Regions from separate parts of the Mus musculus genome. Here all the other regions are linked to region 1. A link is a loop called in an ENCODE intact Hi-C map of the cell type or tissue named here. Cell type or tissue: left cerebral cortex. All regions are shown on one strand. Each heading gives the region's core, and the rest is flanking DNA. Links, peaks and the distances in the headings are about the cores only.

Evidence for each region. Peaks named below come from ENCODE experiments on the same cell type or tissue, not always from the same donor. Only the 100,000 strongest peaks of a DNase experiment are listed, where the experiment ranks them.
Region 2: a loop joins it to region 1, with 2.8 times the contacts of the local background. A loop is called at or near these places in 2 of 42 quality-filtered maps.
Region 3: it touches region 1 in a loop (2.6-fold over the local background); 4 of 42 quality-filtered maps call a loop at or near these places.

What each region holds. Positions count from the first base shown.
Region 1 is chr3:158,357,764-158,365,580 of GRCm38, reverse strand. All of the region lies in intron 3 of Lrrc7 (leucine rich repeat containing 7), which reads left to right. Among named protein-coding and RNA genes, the nearest start is that of Lrrc7, 200 kb to the left of the region's middle. In left cerebral cortex, for the core only: no CTCF peak of the experiment used is centred there; a DNase peak (open chromatin) is centred at 3,310.
Region 2 is chr3:158,542,238-158,550,054 of GRCm38, reverse strand. All of the region lies in intron 1 of Lrrc7 (leucine rich repeat containing 7), which reads left to right. Among named protein-coding and RNA genes, the nearest start is that of Lrrc7, 16 kb to the left of the region's middle. In left cerebral cortex, for the core only: no CTCF peak of the experiment used is centred there; a DNase peak (open chromatin) is centred at 3,467.
Region 3 is chr3:158,554,465-158,562,281 of GRCm38, reverse strand. It overlaps Lrrc7 (leucine rich repeat containing 7), which reads left to right and starts at 521. Exons shown (of 28, transcript NM_001081358.3): 1 at 521-1,176. In left cerebral cortex, for the core only: CTCF peaks have their summits at 2,052 and 2,995; DNase peaks (open chromatin) are centred at 2,215, 2,505, 2,924, 3,443 and 2 more places; H3K4me3 peaks cover 3,437 bases; H3K27ac peaks cover 2,403 bases.

The DNA of each region.
Region 1 (7,817 bases), core at 1,181-6,180:
AGGTAAGAGTTTGATGTCCCAAGATTGGGAGGTAAACATATTTTCAGGAGACAGTTCTATAACTCTCAACAAAATGTACTTGGGAGGAAATTTATATATTAGTTTAACCCTTAGCCTTAGTTGAACAAGATTATTCTTCCTTAGAATCATTACCCAGGAGGTGGTGAGTAGGCAGAAGGCCTCAGAACAAGATAGAGGTAGCAAAGCATGAACACAGAGCATCAGGGAGTGTAGAGTTTGTGTGGGTGTTGTTCAAAAGGAGATTGACAACTATGTTCAGGTATGGAATCAGTGGCAAAAACTGTGTGGTTTACCGTGAAAGCAATAGGGAGCTGGTGAATAGTTTATGTACATCTCATATGAATTTTAAGACTGATTAGCCCTGTAGTGCTACAGTTACATGGAACACATTTGTCCACTGGCAGGATCTTCTGTTTGCGCTTACCCCTTTTAGTCTAGAGGCTATCTCCATTCTTTAATACCTTTTCCATTGTTTCCAAGGCATTTTTCTCCTTGTCATATTCTCTTAATTTTCTCAAAATATATTGGATTTTAATCAGCTTCTAAATAATTTAATTCAGTAACAATTTTCTTTCACTAAGAATGAACCAAATATTTCTGGCATTTATTACTTACAAAATGAATCAAGATCGTTACTTAAATATTCAGAATATTGTAAATTGCTTCTTGAAATTGCACTTTTATCCCATATCAAAAAGTTACAGTGAATTCTGTATCCTAGCAATTGTTCGTCTTTAAATTGAGCTCTGATTCAGCCATTTTCGGATTTCATGAGCTTTTCTATCGGTTGCTTAGACTGAGGCTGAATTTTTTATGCCTATGTTTCTCTGTAGATGTCTTCTTGAATTAATTTTTGTTTTAACTCCCCTTTTAGCCTTAGGGTGACACCAGACAAGCGTGTACATTTCGTGACTGCTAAAATCTTCCCAATTATAAAGTAACTGCCTAGATTTATACCCATAGCATTTTAATTGATTAAAAAAATTATCACTACAAGCCCTGTTTATTTAGGTGAGTCTCAGAATTGTAATGTGTGATCAAACTGTCTTGAAGGCACAAATACAACTGTCACAAGCATTAATTAAAATACTAATAAATATATGCAGTATCAAAAAATTCTAGTTAGGCTGAAGAATGAAACACCAAGAAATATCATTGAAACTTCTTACTTTCAGTAATTTATACAAGATTTTTAAAAAGCCAACATTTTACCCTGCTCTGTGAAGGAGATCATGAAAGAAGGGTCCTATTCTCACAAAGGTGCAAACAATGGGATAAAATAACCCACATTGAAAGGCTTCCCAGCTCTGAAGCTTTTACTCCAATAGAGGAAGATATGGAACATTCCACAGAAAGAATATATATATATGTACATATATATATATATTTAAAGTATTATCATCTATATACTCAAAATTTTATTTAGAAAAGTATTTGTCACACAAAGTTCAGATGTCTCTGACTTCATAAAGATCATAGTGCAATGGACTTTCTCTTGATAACTTCTTAATAATCATCATCTTGACTTGGTACTACAGCATAAGACTTCTCAAGAGTTATTCAAATAAGAACATCACCTGAGTAATTTATTCAAAGATTGGAAAAGTCATTAAACTGAAGTTCTTTTCAGACACAAGATTTTACCAAAAACCAGCTATTTTCTGACAGAGCTGTCTTTTCTGTACCTCCATATAAGCAAGCTTTGAATGCTAGGACAGAAATTCACAGTTTTGCCTTGGAAGGGCTAGCTCCTTGAAAGATATCATAAGGCTTAGAAGTTAATTTCTCCATTTAACTCTTAGATGATATTATCCATTTTCCTGGAATCCAAAGTCTTTTAAGAAATATAGCTGGAACAATTTATTACTGAATCATAACTTTCTCCTGGAGTTTAGATCTTTTAATCTGATATTGAGCTTTACTTTGCACTATCTTGCTGCTATTTTCTCAAAGTACCATTGTATTTCCTTAAAAATCCCATCTCTGAGAACTGGGCCCCAGTGTTGATTTTAAATGGACAGAAACATTTGAGCCATAACAACCTCTGACCTCATAATATTCCAATTCGTTATACTTATTTCTAAAAGAGGGCGAAGAGCAGAAATATGAGCTAGAAAAAAAACATCACTGCAAGTGAAGACTGGGCTGAAGACATAGTTTGATGATTACCTCATGAGACCTTAAGTTTTATACCCATTATCACAAAATGGAAGTTTTTAAAAAGGAAAACCTATGTTCAGTGGAACTTTCAGAACTGAAGAATGCATGTGGATTTTAGAAAACAATATATTAATATATAATATCATATTTCAGCTTATTTTATTTTGTTAAATGTGTAAGTGTATGGCAATGTATATGTATAGGTATATGTATATATATTTATATTTATATATATGCTTAAGACTCTGCTATTTCATAGAAGTAAGCACAAAGAACAATTACGCATTTATTTTCTTGCCTATCTGTTCAACATTTATCTCTTGTCACTCTCCTATAAATTCATTAGTTCACAGAACTATTTTATTCCCCGGTGTTTCCCAGCATATAACCTCATATCTAGCACAGCAGGGGAAGAGATGAAAGATGACTCTGGGCTGCATAAACATTAAAGCACAAATAAAAACAAAGAACAATGAAAGCACAGGCACTAAGAGAGACTTAGCAAACATCTCCAAGGCCTGCTGTTGAGGAGTGGATTTTACTTAAATTAGTCTTCTCATTAAGCAGTTTAAGATGAAATCAGGAATGATGGTTTATAGTGGGAATCACCTTGGAAGAAAGTCTTTTGAAGTTAGTTGATGAAGGTTCCTGGAAAGACTGTAGACAGCACAGAAACCCTGAAGTTCTGCTATGAAGAAGCTTCTCATAGAACCTGGTAGAGGTGTCAGTGAGTGTCCCTGAAGACAAGAACTCGATCTTCTCTCCTCCTTGATCACCCGTTTGATTACTGATAAGATGACATCATCATTAAAGTCCACTGTCCAACAGCCCAACAATCCATGCAAGATGATGATGAAAAACAAAATATTTAGAACTCAGGTATTATAATGGTAAGATGAAAATTAACCCTCAGATCTAGTTAGGTTTTCAGTGTGCTCATGTCAACAGTCAAAAACTAAACAAGCCTCTGGCACTGCACTCCACATCCTCAATCCTCATGGAGATGACCCTTGATTCAGGTTTCAGAGATGTGCTTGAGTGCAATGAGTTTAAAGATGCCTCTTTCTAAGTAGGATGTGGAGTGAGCTTGGCAGATTTCCATATCCCTGTGGCACAGTTAGTAAGGCAAAATGCTTCCCAGAGGATGAACTAGAAACACTTGTCACTTGAAAAATGCAAGACTGTGTGGATGAATAAAAACAGCATGTATGCCATAGAAAACCTTGGAAAGACAAAGCCCTGTTTTGGCCCTCATCTTTCTAGGTACGGCGTGTGAGGCAAGATCAGCTAAGAGACTGGCATGAGGTTACAGTGAATAAAGAGGCGCCTATTGGGCACACGTATTCTTAACTTTTGACTTTTGACTATGGTATACATAATTCTCAGGTGACTGCAGTTCTTTTTTACCTAAATTTTCATTCATATTAGATTTACATAATACAGCAAGAAGAATCTCCCTATGGTTTCACCTGAATTAGACTTGTCCAGGAAATTATGCTGCTTATTTATTTGTGTTAGAGTATTCAAAGAGAGGCTGTGACTGTCGACCACATGCCATTAATGTAGACAAGAAAAAAAGTCCCCCATAGATAGATTCAACTCAGACTAGAAAACATACATTATTTAATTAAAAGGGAACTGCTCTGGGCTGTGAGAACCCAGAAAAGAAGTTATCGTTGACTTCAGAGAAACACACTATACTAGTCTTGCCAAAAGACACACATTCTTATTTTCTTTTTGACCTTTTCCATCCCTTTCAAAAAAAAAGAAAGAAAAGAAAAGAAAGAAAGCTCCTAGAATCTAAAATTTTCTTTTTTTCTGCCTTTGTGGAGAGCAGGTCTCCCTGTGTAACCTAAGCTGGGCTTGAGCTGTATGTCTTCTTGCTTCTACCTCCCACATGCTGGGATGACATAAACTCCCATGGCTGACCTAACTGCTCCTCCATGAGTGCAAATATGAGGCAATGCTGAAAATCAGACAGTGTACAAAATTCAAGGTGAGAAGATACCTGGCTTTGATGTATTCTAGGCTGTGACCACAATTCAGAAAAAGAGAATGTGTTTCTATATGTGGTGTGTATATGACATGATCATAATTTCTTATGTATAATCTTACACTGTTTCCCAGACACATTCTTTCTATGCCTTTGTTGTTGTTGTTCTATCTAAAAAGTTATTTTAAAGATCATTAAATCTTTAAAGCTCTCTCCCTTGGTGCTACCTCCTTGTTCAACATTGTATCAATATTCTGTGCATAAATCACTCTTCAGATGTGTTCATTGTTCCTGTGTCTTCCAGAGAGAAACAGGAATGTCCTGGATCTAAATGTTCAGCTACTGATAGGTACATATAAAGTTGGTTTAAAGAGAACCATCTAGCCATGGCTTTGCCTAAGGAGATGTGAAATCCTAGCCAAATCTGTAAGCTTTACACTCACTGCAGACCATTAACTCTTAATCGTTTTATCACTAAAATTCCGGAAATACATTTAAAAAATTCCAAGTTGACAGATTGTAAATTGGTTTGAAACTGTACAGACTATACAGATTTCTCCCACCCAAAGCCTTCTCTCCATTTACTTCCGATAACTATTTTATTTCCACTTCTGAGTAAGATTCAAGCCTCCTCCCTTAGGCCTTCCTTGTTACTTAGTTTCTTTGGATCTGAGGACTGCAGGATGTACTTTATGGCTAATGTCCACTTTATAAGTGAATACATACCATGCATGTCTTTCTGAGTCTTGGTTACCTCACTCGGGATGATATTTTCTATTTCCATCCATTTGCCTACAAATTTCATGAATTTTTTGTTTTTAATAGCTGAATAGTATTTCCTTGTGTAAACATACCACATTTTTTTCATTCTTCATTTGAGGGACATCTAGATTGTTTCCAGTTTCTTGCTATTACAAAAAAAAAAAAAAAAAGCTGCTATGAATATAGTTGAGCAAGTGTTCTCGTAGTATGGTGGAACATCTTTTGGGTATATGCTCAGGAGTTGTATATCTGGGTCTAGACTATACAAATTTAGAAAATAAAATAATCTTTAGCACCTATATCTATTTACTTACACAGTTAATATTTTTATGTATCTACTTTGAACCTGATATTACACTCATTCTGAGAAACACCAGGTTGAACAGGTCAGATGTGGATCCAGACCTCACATTGCTTCTGATATATTCACAAAATTGAGTTTTAAGTGATTAAAATGTGATCAAAGTAATCCACAGCACATAGTTGCATGACATATTTTCATGCTATAGTAATCATAGTCTATTCTGACAGGGGAAAACTATTTTCCAATTTGATTTAAATTTTTAAAATACAAAGAAAAATATACCTGTGTAGAGTAAGACGTAGATTACCCATGGATCTGGTATAAGAATATATAATTTTATGCCCTCTGCAAAATGACAGCAAGGCCCTACTACTGAGGACAAAACCCACACAACTCATTGAACACAGAGAAGTTGATCTGGTACCTACTTGGAGCCCTCCCCTATATTTCTGTCTGTTTGGTGTGGGAAGGTACTCTTCAAGCTACTAAAGAGAAGTGTAGGCATCAACCCAGCTACAAAATCTTTGACCTATCATCCAATCTTCCTTCATACATGTTCCAGCAATGCTGGCACAGAACTGGTAGGAGTGACCAACCAAAGTCTGATGTGACCTAGGGCCCACACCATAAGAAGGAACCCATACCCAGCACTACTTGGGTAACCAAAGACCAGGGTCTAGATAACCAAGAAAACTAGAGAAAAAGCAAACACTACTGATCTAAAAAAATTAATAAAGTGATTCCTAGTAATATTCTGCTATACTCATAGATCAATGCCTTATACAGTTGTCATCATCATTTCCCATCATCTGACAGCAGATTGGGAAAAAGATGCAGGGACCCACAGCCAAACATTATGTGGAAAGAAACTCTAAATTGGAAGTCTCCATCAAATTCTCAACGCAGAGCTCAGGGAATCTTGCAGAGAAGAAAGCAGAAAGATTGTAAGAGCCAGAGGGGATGAAGGACAGCAAAAGAACAAAGCCCTCTAAATCAAGCAAGGAGCATATGAGTTCATAGAGACTGAAACATCAAGCACAGGGCCTGTGTGGGTCTTTACCAGGCCCTCTGAATAAATACTGTAGCTATTAGCTTAGCATTTTTATGAGACTCTTAACTGATAGAATGTGAGTCTCTGAGTCTTGTGCCTACTTTTAGGACTTTTTTCCTCCTTTTGGGTTGCCATGTCCAACGTTGGTATGATAGTCTTTGCTTCAGCATATTATATTTTATTTTGTCAGGTTTTGGTTGTTATCTTTTAGACACCTGTTCTTTTCTTATAAAGGACAGAAATGGAGTGGATCCTGAGGGAGAGGAGATAGGGAGGAGCTGGGAAAAATAAAGAGAGAGAAAACTAATCAGTATATGTTGTATGAAAAAAGGATGTATTTTCAATTAAAGAGAACACAGGAGATAAGGTGAAGAGTGGGACCAAGTAGAGTTGAGGCTGAGTGTGAATGTAGAAGAGGAGCACCAGTTCATACTTAGTAGTACCACTGTTAAAATCACCGATCTTTTGAGAGTTTTCTTGAGAACTTAAGTAGCTGCCATGATGCAATGCATAATCATATTTGTGCTTTCATTATAGAGTAGTTTGGAGATGTATATTATGAAATATATTATTAAATGAATTTTAAATATATAAAATTATATATTATATGTAATATATAATTATGTATGTGTTGGTCAGAGGACATCAGCGGACAACTCTCAGGAGTTTTTCTTCCAACTATATGTGGGTTCCATGGACCAATCTTGGGTCATCAGCCTTCTGTAGCAAGCAATTTTACACACTGAGCCATCTCACTAGCCCATATATGGGTTTTCAAAGTATCATTGCAGGAAGAGAAGATAGATGCAGATGTTTGTAATGTGAACTTGAATTGAGATGCTCTCAAGATAGACATGTATGATTCAGTGAACTTCAGGTTTTTTAGTTGCTTTGGCTTGCTGACTGCAAAATATCACATGAGTGAACTATAAGAATCAGCTGCAAGGAGATCTCTGACTTGAAAGACTACGTATGTGGTAGCACCATCCTGAAACTGGGAGGTATGGGTGGAACACTACTGGCTTCAGAATTGGAGATAAAATTCTCTACACTAGATGTATACTGTGGTTTTCACAATGATGAAATCAAGAATACTATTAGAATAATGTGCCAGGGATCACATATATCCAGACATCTGACTCTAGAGTTCAAGGTCTCCACCACAATGAACTCCCTTTCAAGAGTATAAGTTTAGCTCTGAAAGCACTATTGCTTGTGATATCTTTAGATCATAAAGTATACATGACAAAGAAAATAAATCTGTTAAAGACAATTTTTATAGATATCCACTTTTTATTTAGCTTGTGTCAATAAAATGGGTGTTGGGAAATGTGGATGGTATTATGCAACTGGAAGCACAGAATATCTATAGAAAGCTAACACTATAGACTACAGATTTGGTGTAGATGGAAGCCTCTCGATAGACTTAGAGTAAAGAACCTATGTAGAAAGATTAACGAGAACAATGTTATATCACAATGTGACGGCAAGTGTGATGTTATTAGTGTGAAGTTAGAATATGAAGT
Region 2 (7,817 bases), core at 1,069-6,068, 180 kb before region 1:
GTGATAGAAGCATCTTTTCTGAGAGAGGCATTTATGGGTCAGCAAGTTGTGGGCTCTAGTATGGCAATGGTAAGAAAGAGTGTTGTGATGAAGCCTCCATTCATCTAGACCCTAAACAGGTACACCAATTACATCCGTTCAGCAAGTATTCATTCAATATATAGCTTGACCAACACAGACAACTCAGAGATTCAGGGGTTGTTATCAGAAATTACTACTAGGACTCTTTTTTCTCAGTCTAAGAGACAGACACAGATGAATTCTAGTGAAGATAGATTTCTGATGTTCATCCAGTATATGGCATTATGGTTCTAGAGATATTATATAAACATGCCTGTAATGTCATGATGAATCGTGAACACAGTTCACTTAACATCATGCATGTTTTAAATGTTTTTATTCTCAGTTTATAATTTTGTGTGTGTTTTCAAACACAGTCCAGCGTCATCATATTTTCTTACTCTGTGTATTTTTACAATAATTTTTATAATGAAAAACCAAGCTGATTATTGTTGTAGCAGTAGAAAGGGTTAAGATAGAAATATGCATTTTAGGTCTGCTCCTGAATTAAGTGAAGACAGCTAATGGAAAATAAAACTGGAGTCAAAAATTATTCTCTAACTTGAGAGATTAGATATGTGAAGGTACATGTTGCAAGCTGTAGAATCTTGTAGAAGGAGATAATTTATTCAAATGCAGTTAGAACACTGACCTTATTAAGAAGGAATCCAAGTAACAGGCTAACATATAGAAGCAGCATAATTAATCAAAGTAAATGCACCTATGTAAAAATTACTAGAAATACATTAAAGATTTTATGGGGAAAAATAGGGCCTCCTTTTAAGGAAAAAAATGTGTTTTCAAATAAATGAGAATTGGGTATGCAACAGAATGACTCATTTTATTTTGCTATCTTGGTTTCTTTTTAATTATTTTTTGGCATGAGAAGAAAGCATGAATACATACCCTCTTCTTCTGAATACTAATTTCTTCCACCGGTTTCTATTTTGCTTTATAGTTTAGAAAGGATGCTTGAGTTCTAGTCTTTTGTATACTGATTTCCTGAAGTGAGAAAAGATTTGGCTCATGTTTAAAGTTTTTAGGCCCATTCTTGTTACATTAGCCAAAGCAAGTCACATAAGCAACCCAGCAAGACAAACAAGTAGTTTACTGAGATCCACATAGACATAAAGGCTCAGTGATAAGATGAGGATGACAGGCCTTTTTCCAAATCTGTATCTGTTCCTTGGTGGGGTTCTTTTTGTTTGTTTGTTTGTTTGTTTATTATTTATTATTATTTTGGCAAAAAGAAAGTTTGTATATTTAGTATAGTGCCTTTAGGTGTACTACACCATAGTTCCCCATTGTACTGAAACACACTTGTATGGCCAGCTGAGCAGAAGAGTCAGCATAATTAACAAGGGACCAGCACCATTGCAAAGAAACCTTTGCTTTACTGGGACTATTAATGCTGTTTAAGTGGAGCTAAGAAATTAGTGGTGATTAAGAAGAGACCAGCATCACTGAGGTGAAATTTGGGAAGTGTTTCCTGAAAGCACAGGAAAGCTGTGTTCCAGGGGCAGCTACAGTTGTGCCTTCTATTGGTAACCAAACTTGGTAATGTGTAAGAGTCACCCAGATGGTACTGGATTTGAAGGCATGAAATGGTCATGAAGAGTAGCTGAGGCTTGGCACTGTGAGAGGCCAGGAGAGGCCACTGGTGAAGGTGCAGTCCTCAGTGGGAGTTGAAAGCCCAGCACTGAAGAAGTGATACAAAGAAGGTGGAGCTTAGCACTAAGAAGAGAGCATATGAGGAGATACTGGTGCAGTTGCAGCCCAGTTGCAGCAAGTAATCCCAGCAGTTTTGGAAGAAATTGTCTATTTTGAAGTGACTGGAATTTTATTACATTTCTTTCTGTAAAAACTATAGGAATTTAAAGTAATGTATGTTTTAATATGAGATCTTGGGGATAAATAAGGAAAGGTTGTGGCTTAGTAGTGATGTATTTGTGTCAATTGGACAAGAAGTCTGTTGTACTGGCTGTTTTTTTGTCAACTTTCCATAAAACAAAGTCATCAGAGAGGATGAAAGAAGCCTCAGTTGATGAAATGCCTTTCTGAGATCCAGTTGTAAGGCATTTTCTCAATTAGTGATCAATGGGAAAGGTCCCAGCATACTGGGCTGAAAGCAGGCTGAGCAGGCTAGGGGGGGGGGAGGCAAACCAGTCAGCAGCATTCCCCCGTGGCATGAGCATCTGCTTACAGGTTTCTGTCCTGTTTGAGTTTCTGTCCTGACTTCCTTTGGTGATGAAGAAGTAGAAGCCTAAGCTGAATAAACCCTTTCCTCCCCAAAGTGCTTTTTGGTTGTGATGTTTTGTTGCAGCACTAGAAATCCTAACTAAGATGGGTATGAACAAAATTTTGGTTTTCTTTGAATTTAAATGCATGTTCAAAACTTCCCAAGGTTTTCCCTTTGCTATGGCTAAGTAGTAGAACACAGCTTAAAAATATAGATTTACACTCATTTAGTTCTTGGAGACAAAGAAATTTATATCTTTTGTTGCACTGGAGCTTAGTTATGTAATAAAATTTTACCTTCCAGCCAGAATCTGGAGTTAGGAAGCCTTTCGTATTTTAAGAATGGGTGCACTTTATGAGATATGAGATGCTTATCAATACATACCGCTTGCAATTCTGTTTGATTATTGTATATTATTATGCCTTTAGCTTTGGATCCCATAGCTCATGTTGTTGTTGTTTGTTTGTTTCTTTGGTTGTTTAAACCAGTAGGAACATAAATTTTAGGAATAAAAAAAATCTCTGAAACACTGTTCCTCAGGTTTGTTTTTTTTTTCTTATCATGATTTGTAGTCCTGTCGTCAAATGAAATTTTAGAGAGACCACCAAAGGTAGGTAAGAAGGCTGTGTTTAAAATGGCTGTTTTGTGTTCAAAAGTTGCCAAGCTAAAGCATGATTGTTTTATAATTTCTTATTTTTGTACTTCAACAAAAATAACTCTCCCAGTTAGGGAAATTAAATAAAAATAGGCTGAGCAATGTGACTTGAATTGTCTTGTAAGTTCAAATGGTTACATTATACTGGTTCTCGTTGTTCAGTTGATTTATTTGATGTTCCCTACAAAGAGGCTTTAAAAGAGGTTCACTTTATCACACCTACTATGTACATGCACACAAACAGGTGTTTGGGGTTCCCCTTTTGCTGCTGCTTACTCTCCTGTGTTCTACTAAACAAAGAAACGACTTCAAAACATACCTATGATATGGTTTATCTAGCCTAGAAAGAAATCTGTAAAAGATCAAATGATTGCACCGAAGTCCAACTTGTTAAAACAATAAGTCTTTGTTGGGAATGAATATATAAGTTACACACAAGAACAAGGATAATTCAAAACAGTGCCACACTAACACCCCCGCCTCACCATGGATGATGGTTCACAAAAGCTCAGCCATGATCCTTCTGCAAACTTACAGGCAGGCAGTTCGACGACAGGGCCAGGAATCTTCTCTTGGCTGCTTGTCTAATCAAGCTGTTCCCTTGTATTTGTTTATTCATTCTGTTCAGGAGTCTCTGAGAACCTTGCAAGTTTCTACTTTCACAGATCTATGTCATTTTTTTAAACCTCCTTAGCCTCATGAGGCCCTCGTTTTCCTTCCTAGAATGTTTCAATTCATATGAAATGTTTTGTAAGATGGAAGCTTGGCTCAGAGGATGAGGACATCTCTATAGCATACCTTTGGTTTATACCTGCCACCTCCTAGGATCTCCTACTTTCTACATTTCCCTGTTGAGATTGGCTAAATATTTTATGAAATTTTTTTCTGTAAGATGTTCAGCAAAAGAAGTTGTTCCTGGGGCAATGGGTGTAAGGTTAGGTGAGTTCCTTTAGATTCCACATCTCTTATTCCTTGAGATAAAAATATAAGCAGGTGTTTTGTAGAAGCCTTGTGCATTACAAGACAAAAGATTGTGTCATTCCAAATTATTTTATCTATATTTTTGTCTTGCTATCTGCTCTTCTGGCCTTTGAAACTTTCAAATACCTATCAAAATTGTATTTTTCTCGTATCTGTGGTTCAGTGACATGTATATTAGATCACAGATTGCTTTCAGAGGTTTTCTGTTGTTATTTTCTGACTAAGTGACTTTAGGAAGGTTAATAGTTTAAACAAAGCACATCACAATGTATTCATTTGAAGTAAAGACAACAATAACAATTGTGTGCTGATGCTTTAATGGTCCAATAATTTAGCCAAAATACAGCCTAGCATAGTATTACCTCTATAATACTTTGGTTGTGCCTTTGTGACTATCTTGCCCCTCCCTCACCAAAACAACTTATTAATTTGGCATTCACTTGGGGATTAATAATTGTCTTGTTTCTGTCAAAGTCCAGTACATCTGTTGTCTGATGTCTCAGCTTTACCTCTTACCTGACCAAACACTGGTGTGCATGGAAATGTCTGAGGACTGAGGTCATTTAATATGCTACTCAGGACACTTGGAAAATTTTCATTTTCCTCTCTATATGAACAGAGTGGTTATAGAGTAGAAAGCTCTCCCATCCTCTTCGGAAGGACATTGTATGTTTAGCAGGATAACAGACACAATGCCCCATACATGTTTACAGAGATGCTCCACTAACTCCTAACTAACCTTTCTGATCCTTGTTAATGTTTTGTCTCAAACATTTATAAAATTACTTTTTTAATTTTACTTACAAATTGAATAAGAAAAGATAAAAGGACAGCAATTCAGTGCAGGAATATATGTATTATATATATATATATATATATATATATATATATATATATATATATATATTATACATATATTCCATTATATTCATATAATCTGATATAATCCTCATCAGCTCTGTGAAATAATATGATGTCAGGAAAAACTTAATGCTACATTATCATGTAATACCACTATAATATAATATATCATTATATAATCACTTTGACTATTGAATTTCTTTGTGCCAATCAATCAATCAAACTGCATAGACTTAAAAATGAACATTTATAGAAAAGCTAGAAAATTATATAAATGTTTAGAATGGCAGGAAAATTCCATGTTACAGAATATTCTAATTATTTTTATTTTTCAGGTAATATCTGAAATATTTGCTATTTCTATAGATCAGGCTATACCTCAGTAGTCTAATCCAGCCATGAACCATGTAGGCTAAAATAATGATCAGGTGCTCAAGTGTGCCTACTGGTGGGCAAGACTTTTTTATGGTACAGCCAACCATTCTGTCCACTTGAATATAAGCCAGAGGAAGGAATTCATGCTTGGTAATGTAAACATTGCCAAAACCCATTGCTAGGGAAGTTATACACCTGACTGATGGTATTTTTCTAATGATCAATTTGTCAAACTGCCTTCTAACTCTGTGGGATTTTTGCTGCCCAAAAACCTTGATCAGGGAAGCATTTTGTTGCAGAGGATAGTAGTTAACTACCCATAATGTTAAGAATAAGTAACTGTGAGTGCTCAATCATAAATGATACACCTGTATCAACACCCTCCCTCCATGCAAAGTTTGGGAACAAGGAGGAAGTGGGGATGGAAAGAATGTAAGAGCTAGAAGAAAGAGAGGAGAGCTGTGAAATACTGTCCTTTGGACATGACATGGTCATTGCATACATGAACTCACAGCAGCAGTGGTTACCTACAGAAGACCTGTGGAAGATCAAACTAATATAAAATCCCTGCATGGAGGTGAAAGAGTCTCTTCAGGCCCTAACCTAGCTGAGGTACTGTTGGAAGTTGATGGTTGCAGGAGGATCACTTTTCTTTAGAAGTGTGGGTACTGGAAGGTTCCTCTTTCCCCATTAGGTGACCCCACACCCAAGCACATGTAAACAACAGTAATTAAACTCAGTTTGTTTAGAAAAATAATAGCAGGACATAAAGTTAGGGGAGAGATGAGATGAGGGTCTTAGGGGGAGTTTAATAAGCTAAGTAAGGGGTAGATATGATCAAGATGCTTTAGTACATATGTGAAATTTTAAAAAGAATACATCTATAAAACAGAACTAGGGATACGGCCCAGTAGTAGAGCACTTGCCTAACACTGATAAATCCCAGGATTCTACACTAGAACTGACAAGAAAAAAAACATACAAATACCATGTGCATATTTTCCAGTAATGCATGTGTGTTTATAAACTGAATAATTGTAATGAAAATTACTCTGCCTACGTAAATAACATGTGATATTCATTTGTACCACAGTCACAAAAGGAAAAGCTTTCGAACAGCTTGTAGATGTCAAGAATAAGTTGTGAACCAGAACAGTAAACATTTCTTGGAAGTACAAGATGTGATAAAACATTTGCAGCCAGTTAAATGAGGGCCACTGACCTTATCAGAATGACACGGCCATCTACCAGAGAGTGCAGAAAGAACTGCATGAACTATTACCAGGAAACATAGCCTTCTAAGAGTTTTAATTAGCACACTCTCCCATTGTTCATCTTAAACATCTTACAAGATAATGTCTTTGGTTCCTTTATGCCATAGATTAATATCAACTCCTAAAAGCTTTGCTTACAAAATTACTCTAGAAATGGAAGGACACAGAGTTTCACATAAATCTATGACAGAAGAAGCTTACTTTGGACTAGATTTACCATTTATACAGTGGAGGGGCAAAGAGTTTGTCTGACACTTGGCCTTACTGTTTCCAGTCATGTTAGTCATGTTAAAGGATAATTCAAACTTAAAATTAAATCCATGTAGATTAAAATACTGACACATTTAAGAGATTGGTCTTTCCCTCTCTTAGTGTACCCATAAACAAAAAACTGAAGATGATTGTATTCAATCAGTCTGACTTCATTCCCCTTGCCCATTTGACCAATTAATCTTCTCCTGTGTGTGTATATATGTGTGTTTACACTTATGTGTATATTTGCATGTGCATACAGAAGCCAGGCACCAAAATCAGTTGCCAGCTATTCCTTTGGTACTATCTCCACTCTTTCCCTCTCCCTCTCCCTCTCCCTCTCCCTCTCCCTCTCCCTCTCCCCCTCCCTCTCTAACACTCTCTCTAACCCTCTCTCCCTCTCTCTTTACACACACACACACAAGCTTCAGTTTCTTAAGATGATATTTGCCAACTTGAAAGCTACTTGTGACATTTTCAAATCGGTCTCTGCATCTGCTGTAAACAATATCCCAGTACATTTAGTGTGTGTGTGCATGCGTGTGTTGAGTTTCCCTGAGAGTTGCATATTTCTATAGAGAGGTGTGATGAGATAAAAGATAATGCAATCAACCCATTTCTGTTCTACTGAGAGCTGTGGGCTATAAGTGTTTAAGGTAAAGACTCCTCCTTCTCTGTACATGAGAAGTCATAGCAATCACACTCATTAGCTTCATGAGGATGGCTTTGAGTTTTGGAGATGACACGGAGTGATACATACAAAGCCCTAAGTAAGGATGCTGACACTGCCAATGGAGACAAAATAATTGCTCCATTCTTCTTGCTTTATTAAATTGCTACTTCTCCTAAAAGTACCAGAAAATTGCCTGAGGCCACAGTGAAATATGTCCTATTGATTGTGAGGAAAACGTGTGCGGAAAGGCAATGAAGAATCTGTGGTGAGGAGCAGACAATCTGGCCTCACCTGGTTCTCACAGGCCCTCCTTGCTTTGTACCAACTGGGATGCTGCAGAAAAGCTAGGTACTATGAGCCTTGGTTTTCATATTAATAAAATCAAGAAAATATTTTGTTCTAAAATGGTAGTCAGGTGGAGAGTCCATGAACACCATTGACTAAAAT
Region 3 (7,817 bases), core at 977-5,976, 200 kb before region 1:
AGCGTCACTGAACTGGTGCGGGAGCACCCAGCGCACAGGCCTGGAGCCGCGGTGCTGGCGGATTCCCGGCGCTGCAGAACACCGTGCCGCCAGCAGGAGCGCCCCGGGCTGGTGGGAGAACGCCGGGGGAGCCCGCGCTGCCCCGTGCGAGCCTGATGACACCTGCTTTGTGTACTCCAGGCAACTGAGGGACCTAGAGAGCTCAACTGGCTGTCTAAAAGCTGCGGGTGGTAACGGAACCAGAGAAAGCTAGAACATCTCATTTCTCCGCGGGACTGAGATCTTGCTCCTCCAAATTGCAGGGAGTCCAAGTAGAGGTCATAAGGGGCAAGCAAGGTAGTCCAAGAATGGCTGAGGTCTGGCAAGGTGGTGGTCATCCTCTCTGAGCCCTGGAAAATCTCCTTGACATTTTTCACACTTTGAAGCAGCTGCAGCTGGTGTCGTCGGAAAAGGGGGTGGGAGGAAAGAGAGGGGGCGGGGAGAGTGGGGAGTCACAGGCGCGAGCCAGGAGCAGCGCCTCGTCTGCCAATCCTGGCACCTGTGCGCCAAGCCGCGGCACCACGGAGGACCCCGTTCCGGGCCAACCCTGGGCTCCAAGCCACGGCCACCCAGCCTCTGGGCAAGCGCGACCTGCAGCCGCCCACCCAGGACCCCCGCCGCCACCCGCAACTGCGGGAGCGCAAGAGCCCAGCCAGTGCTTGCTGCGCCCCGGGCCACGGGGTCCCTCGCCTCTTCAGAGGCGTCGCGGCCAGCCGGGGCAGCAGCCGAGTTGGGTACACGATTCGCCCGCGCTGCCTTTCTCTTCTCCACCCAGGATTTATTGTCTGTGGAGCCTTCTGGGGGCGGGGAGGGAGCTGCGCCTCCGCCGCCGCCGCCGCCACTGCTGCTGCTACGGTCGCTAGCGCGGCGCTCTGGGCGGGCGGAGGCCGGGGACTGGCCGCAGTGGTGCTCCGGGCGGGCTCCCGGCTCCCCAGGGGCGCCTCTCCTCTCCTGCACCTGAAGGGCAGTGGCACCATGGTCTGACACCGCATCTGCCTGGAGTCCCCTCTGCCTTTGCTTCGGAGGACTCCCCTACTGGCTTCACTGCGGACCCCAGAGCACTTTAAGGAGTAACCCTCAGCAGCTGCAAGGCCTTCACTCCTTGGACCCTCATGGGTAGTTTCTGCTTCCGGCGATGTGAGTAGGGCATTGGGGGACCTCTGCCCACGGTCCAGGAGTGGGGATCTGGGAGGCTCAGGTGGCCCGGGTGCCTCAGCGTTGGGGCGGTTGCCGGTCTGTGGAATCCAGCGATAGCTGGACAAGTGCTTAGGAGCCCGGCGCTTTGGATGGTCAAGGGACTCTAAAGGGTTACATATTGCGAAAAGGAAAGGTGAGGAGCGAGTGCGGGGAACTGATGCTGGGACCACGGAGTCCTGAGAGATATGGCTTTCTGCATTTTTTTTTTTTTTTTGATCCTGGGGTATCCAGTCTGCTTTCCCCGTGGTGTGTGAGGGATGGAGCAAGTGTGATACACACACACACACACACACACACACTTGTGGCAGCACACACTTGTGCTTTATCTTGAAAGGTGTATTACTGTCTTGGTGTCTATAAAGGAATTATTGGGGTGTCACTGAGGGTGAAAAGAAAAGGGTGGGGTTTGGGGAGAAGAATGGGATGGGAAAGAAGGAAAGACTAAAGGACAGAAAGAAGTGGGAAGGGATGGGGCGAGTGCTTTCCTTGGAGTCTGAGAAGATGCTTGACTCTCTAAGCCAGGCAACTCCTTTGTGTTCTGTGAGAGAAGCTAGGGAATCTCACTGCTCCTGGTACAGCTCTGGGTCCCTTGGCATCCTCCGGGGTCTTTTGGGATTCAGGACATGCCTTGGATTGTATTTGAAAAAGGAGCTAAGACCGCCAATATTGGGGTAACTGTGACACTCTGCTTGCAGACAATTAGCTGGGCTACCAGAGATCTCCTATATCATCAAATTTAGAGTCAAGATGGGGGCGGGATGGGGGTGGGGGCTGCACAGATTGTCGTTAAAAACAGTGACTTCATAACCGAGATGGCTGCAAAATTGCTTCATTACACTACTTGGCCATCAGGGTTGGGGAGAGAAAAGATCCGCCTCCGCCCCCCACCCCCTTCTTGCTGGTTGCCCCTCCTCACCAAGGCACAAAGCAAGTGGCACCTCACCAGGCAGGGAAGGGGTTACTTTCACAACTCCTGGGAATCGGCCTCAGGAAGGAACCATCTGTGACTCCCACGTCCTTTCCAAGTTCTCCATCAAAAGGAATCTCAGAAAGCAGGAGGGGGTGGGTGGGAATTGAGGCAGCGGGCCTCCACCTGCTCTTTGCTATTACTTTCCCTGTACACTTAAGCACATCGGAATTACCTGCAGTGGTAATTGGGTCAGCAGGAGAGCATGTGCACCCGAGTCTCTAGATGGGGCTCTGCTGATGGATGAGAAGCAATTTGTGTTTGAGCATATTTTAACCTGAGCAAAATTTCTAAGCACAATAGAGGTTTTATCGCGTGGGCGAGCAGAGTGCATACCAGTGAAAGTGAACACGTGATCCCTCCAACGCAAGAGAAACTGTATTAGGAAGTAGCTTTTCTTTGTTTCAAGCTGAGCCTATGAGAAGCTCAGCATCCCAGTTGCTGAAGTTCCCTTTTATTTTTAATAAAGTTGACCAGAGGTGAAAGAAAGCGAAAGGGAACTCAGCCTGAGATGCCTCTTGGTTAGCAACATCCTACATTCTTTGTTTCAACGTTCCCTCCAGTACCCTCCATTCAGATATCTATCTGGTCCCAGCTGGTTCCTAGTTTGAAATGATACATTCTTTCTGAGGGCATAGGGGAAAGTTCTTCAGACCCTGAGCACAAGCACGTGCACATGGGTGCTCTAGAACACCAAAAGCTGCTGCCTTTCTGAAACGCGTGCTTCTGTCTCTGGTTGAAGCACTCCCAGTTGCTAGGTTCTAGAGAACCACCTGGAGGTCTTGCTGGGAATGAATAGAGCAGTCTGCCTGGCTTCCTTGAAAATACTCATCACAACAGGGAAGGGAGAGAAAGCAGGCTTCAGGGGTGATTTTATTTCTCCTTAACTATCTGAGACTAAAGTTATTTAGAGGTGTACTTAGCAATATCTGTATTTGAATTCCTCAGGTTTAAAAAATGTCCTGAATGTTGATAATCTATTAATTTAGTGTAAGTGGAGCTGATTTCCTACCCAATCATTAAGGGCAGTTACCTAACTTGGGAATCTCTTACTTCCAAGAGACCTTAAAAAGCTGATGTCTTTAAAATTTGAGCTGTATATGTCCTACCTGGACAATGCCCTTCCACCACACCAAGATGTCATGGGAGAAAAGGCACCCTCAATTTCCAGAATATGCCATGAGCTGAGAGATCTTTATGCACATTTTTTTTAATTTAACTTCTCAAAAAGATGTGTGCTCACCATGGCAACCCTTGCCTCCCACATCCAGGCTCCTGCACATATGCAGCTTCAGAATTAGAACAACTTCATAAGAAATGAACTTGGTCCAATTACAGGAGCCATGTTTTATTCAGAATTTTAGCATGCCTTTAGGCAAGCATGAATATTTTCTCAATTAATATAACATTCCATTATATTTTGTAAGCTTTTAATTTTTCCAATTTCTCCATAATTATAGAACGTAAACATGAACAGTTTAGTGTACTTTTTGTTTGCTTTGAATTTTTAGAAATTGAAGATATTGTTATTACAAATCTTTATTGCATATGAAAGGCATCCTGTATTACTGTCAGATTGCTAATCTGGGGTATTTCCAGTACATAGTGCATGGTCATAATTGTAAAAAAAAAAGTCTGTATTTGAATTTAAAACACTACATTTTTACAATAGCTGAAAAGTTGTAGATATTAGATTTTAATTGACATTAATATCTCACTGATGCTGTAATTTTGTTTGTTCAATGCCTGTAACCCAGGTGTAAGAATTGGTCACACATTCCACAGCACTAAAACTTTACACCTAAACCAAGAATACAAAGGGAAAGACTAACTGCTCATAAATTTATTGATGGGTTGTTTCTGGGTTGTTTTTTGTTTCTTTGTTTTTTGTTTGTTTACTCCACAAAAATTACTTCATGTTTTAGAAAATTCTAAATTTTGAAAATATGTGGTGCTCTTTAAACTCAAGAATTATAGTAGCCACACATACCAGCAATGAAAACATTATTTTGTTCTCTTCAGCAACTTACTTTTCAGGGCATCCTTTGTACTCCTTTTTGGGAATAAGAGAGGTCTAATTGTTCATGGGTTTGCATCTTGACTTTCAGAACAATTCTAATCTGTGACAGAGAGGACACATTCAGTTTGTGTTACTCTTTTCTGACTCTGAATGATATCCCCATGGAATGATAAAGTGGAGAGTTTCTAGGATCTTCTGAGAAACTTGATGCTTTCTCTGGGAATCTCTAAGGACAACATCAGTCTCCCATTGGGTATTTTACTGTTTCTATATTAGAACATGGAATTTGAACATAAAACAATTTTAACAGTGTAAAGCTACTGTTTCTGGGGAAGTAACAAAGCAGAAAGTATGGTCTTTAAGAATCCTTGAATCGGGATTCACTAAGCCTATATTCACACCATCAAGCAAAGGCCATACTTAATTTATATCAGGATTCACTCTGTGTAACATATTATGTGGACTTTGTCAAATGTATAATATCTGTCAACCATTTTAATATTATACAAAATGTTTTATTGCCGTAACAGGCTTTTATATCATACATGCTTATCTTCCCTCCACTGCAACTTTAGAAATGCTGAAATTTATAATCCTTAGTTTTGCCTTTTCCCATAATGTCATATAGTCAGATTGGCATGTGTTTGAGTCAGTTTCTATGATTTACCAATATTTGCATATGCCTTAAAACATCAAATTATGGATTTGCATAATACTCAAAATTAAAAGTAAGTGTACCATAAAGCAACAGTGTATGGAAGGAAGTACAAATCAACAAACTTGCTTTATATTTTAGGGGTTTTATTGCTGTGAAGAGATACCATGACTATAGAAACTAAAACATTTAGTTGGGGCTGTCTTACTGTTTAGAGGTTAAGTTCATTTTAGTCAATAGCAAGAATCACGGCAGCGTGCAGGCATGCATGGTACTCTACATCCAGAGTTACAAGTAGCAGGAAGAGAAAGGATCATCTGGCCTTACTTGAGAATTTAAGAGTAGACATGGAGGAACCCATGGCTCCAGCAGCATATGTAACAGAAGATGGCTATGGACATCAAGGGAAGGAGAGACTCTTGGTCCTGAGAAGGCTCCATGCCCCAGTGTAGGGAAATGCCAGAACAGGGAAGCATGAGTGGGTGGGTTGGTGACCCTGGCAGGGAGGAGCTTGGGGGCAGGGTGGGGGGAGAAAAGGGGTTTTCAGAGGGGAAACCAGGAAAGAGGATAACATTTGAAATGTAAATAAAGAAAATGACTAATTAAAAAAAAAAGAAAAGAAAACAGATAATAGTGACAAAAAAAAGAGAGAGAGGGAGAATTTTAAACCTCAAAGCCCACCCCCAGTGAAAGGCTTTCTCCAACAAGACCACACCTCCTAATCCCTGTCAAGTAACTCCTCTTTCCTACAAAATGACCCATGTGGGCCATTCATATTCAAACCACAGCACTCCCCAGTAAAGTCCTAACTTTGTTCTTTGTGCGAGGTTTGAATCATTAGGAACACCCATATCTAGAGAAGTGGAGTAAGAGGAAGCTGGCCTTAGGAGCCTCCAGAGCAACTCTACAATCACCAATAACATGAAGATTAGTTGGCTAAACTGTTGCTGAGCTAGAAACCATTTCCAACCGGAGAGATTTCTGCAAGGAAAGTGGGATGTCAGGTTAGATGAATATTTGTTAAACTTTTGGGTATAAATCAGTTTTTCTGTGGTACAAGTCTGTGTATATACACTTACTTGTAGTGGTAGGATAGCAAACATTAAAATAACATCGCTTAAACAGATCACTCTCTTCCTGTCCTGGAATTAGGTGTGTGTGCTGAGGAGTCAGTGAACACTTAATGCCTGCCTTTCCTCACAGAAAACAGTGGTGAGCTGTACTCACACTGTTAGGCACCAGTCCCTAACCCCCAGGATGAATCAAGAACAGAACTTCAAAATTGTACTGTAGGAAGCATCATTCCCACTATTCCAAATACTGAATGTTTGAGGCTTGGAAAGGTTCAAAGGTGTGAACTCAAGCTCGTGGAGTGAAAATCCAAAATGTTTTCAAGTTATGCATGTATATGCATGTATTTTAAATTAAGTTTTATGTCTTAGAGTTATGATTATACACTATTTATATATTTCCACCACTTCCTCTCCTCACCCCAATTCCTCTTCAGTTCCTCAGATGGAGGGCCTCTTACTTTATACTTATTACTTTACATTTATACATATATTATACACATACAAAAACTACTTAGATCATTTGGTGTCACTTTATGTACATGTGTTTAGGTACACTGATAACCTCTCAGTGTGGTTGCCTGAACAAAACTTATATTTTCTTGATTTATAAAGAAGTATATTCTGATCCAGATTTTCAAAAACCAGCTACATATTTGGCAACAACATATATTACTTTTGTGACTACCTTAACGTGAGTATAAGAGATACTCTTGTTTGTATTCTAGGAATAATTAACTCATGGAAGAAGTGTTTTATCTCCTGTTAGAATCTGTTACACTAAAATGAATTAAGAAAATTTCAGCAAATCATGCAGGGTCAATATCTGTCACCTATTCTTAAACCATGATGGTAGATTTGATCAATAACCTCTTTGGAAGTGTCAGATAGGCTACTTACATTATTAATCAAAAGAGAAAGTTTATCATTTGTCACTCAAAGACACATGGAATATGTATTAAGTAAATGCATCTCCGGGGGTTTCTCATGTTCACTCCGTTTCATTGATTGTTCATTGCTTTAATAAAATCTCCACATCAGTTGTCATTTTAATACACATGAAACATGATACATTAATAGCAGTGATCAGGGATGACATCAAAGCTTATATTAGCATCAACATAATCTATTTAAACACTTTAACAATGGAGTCACTGTTTATACTGACTGACTTTCAAAAGATATCATTTCTCCAGTTGCCCTGATTATCTTTGTTTTACACCAAGTTCAGGTTAGTTGAAAATTATCTTAAATTATTGGAGAGTTATAGTGTGCTGAAGGTCATGCCTATAACAAACATATTAGGCTAGAAACACACATGCTTTCACACATGTACTGTGTTCATATAAGGGCAGAATTACACTTTGTGGAATTTCAGGGGTAAAGTAGGAACAACAACAACAAAAAAAATGTGTTTCTATGAGGAGAGAGAGAGAGAATAGCTGACCTGAAAAAGAAACTGTTTTGCTACTGTTATGCATTAACACTTCACCATCAAATATTCCTAGGAAGAAAAAAGAACGAAGCATTATAAACAACAGGAAATCAGAAATAGCATAGAAAATTGGGGAGCCAACATCTGGAAAAGTTTGAATTAATTTGTTGAGAAAACTACCGTATTTGAAAGAGGAAAAAATACCTTTGTGAGGAGGCAAAATATCTTTTAGAAGACTGCATAACCAGGCTATGGGATAATAGAATGAAACCAGAGTGAAGCTGAGACACTGTGTGCTATGAAGACATCAGTGTATTAAGATGGTGAATAATGGACAGAAAGCTGAGCTATGCCAGCTGAATACTAAGATATGCTGTGACACAGATGGTGTGACTAAAATAATTAAAATGTGTAGATAATTAGATTTCTTGAGT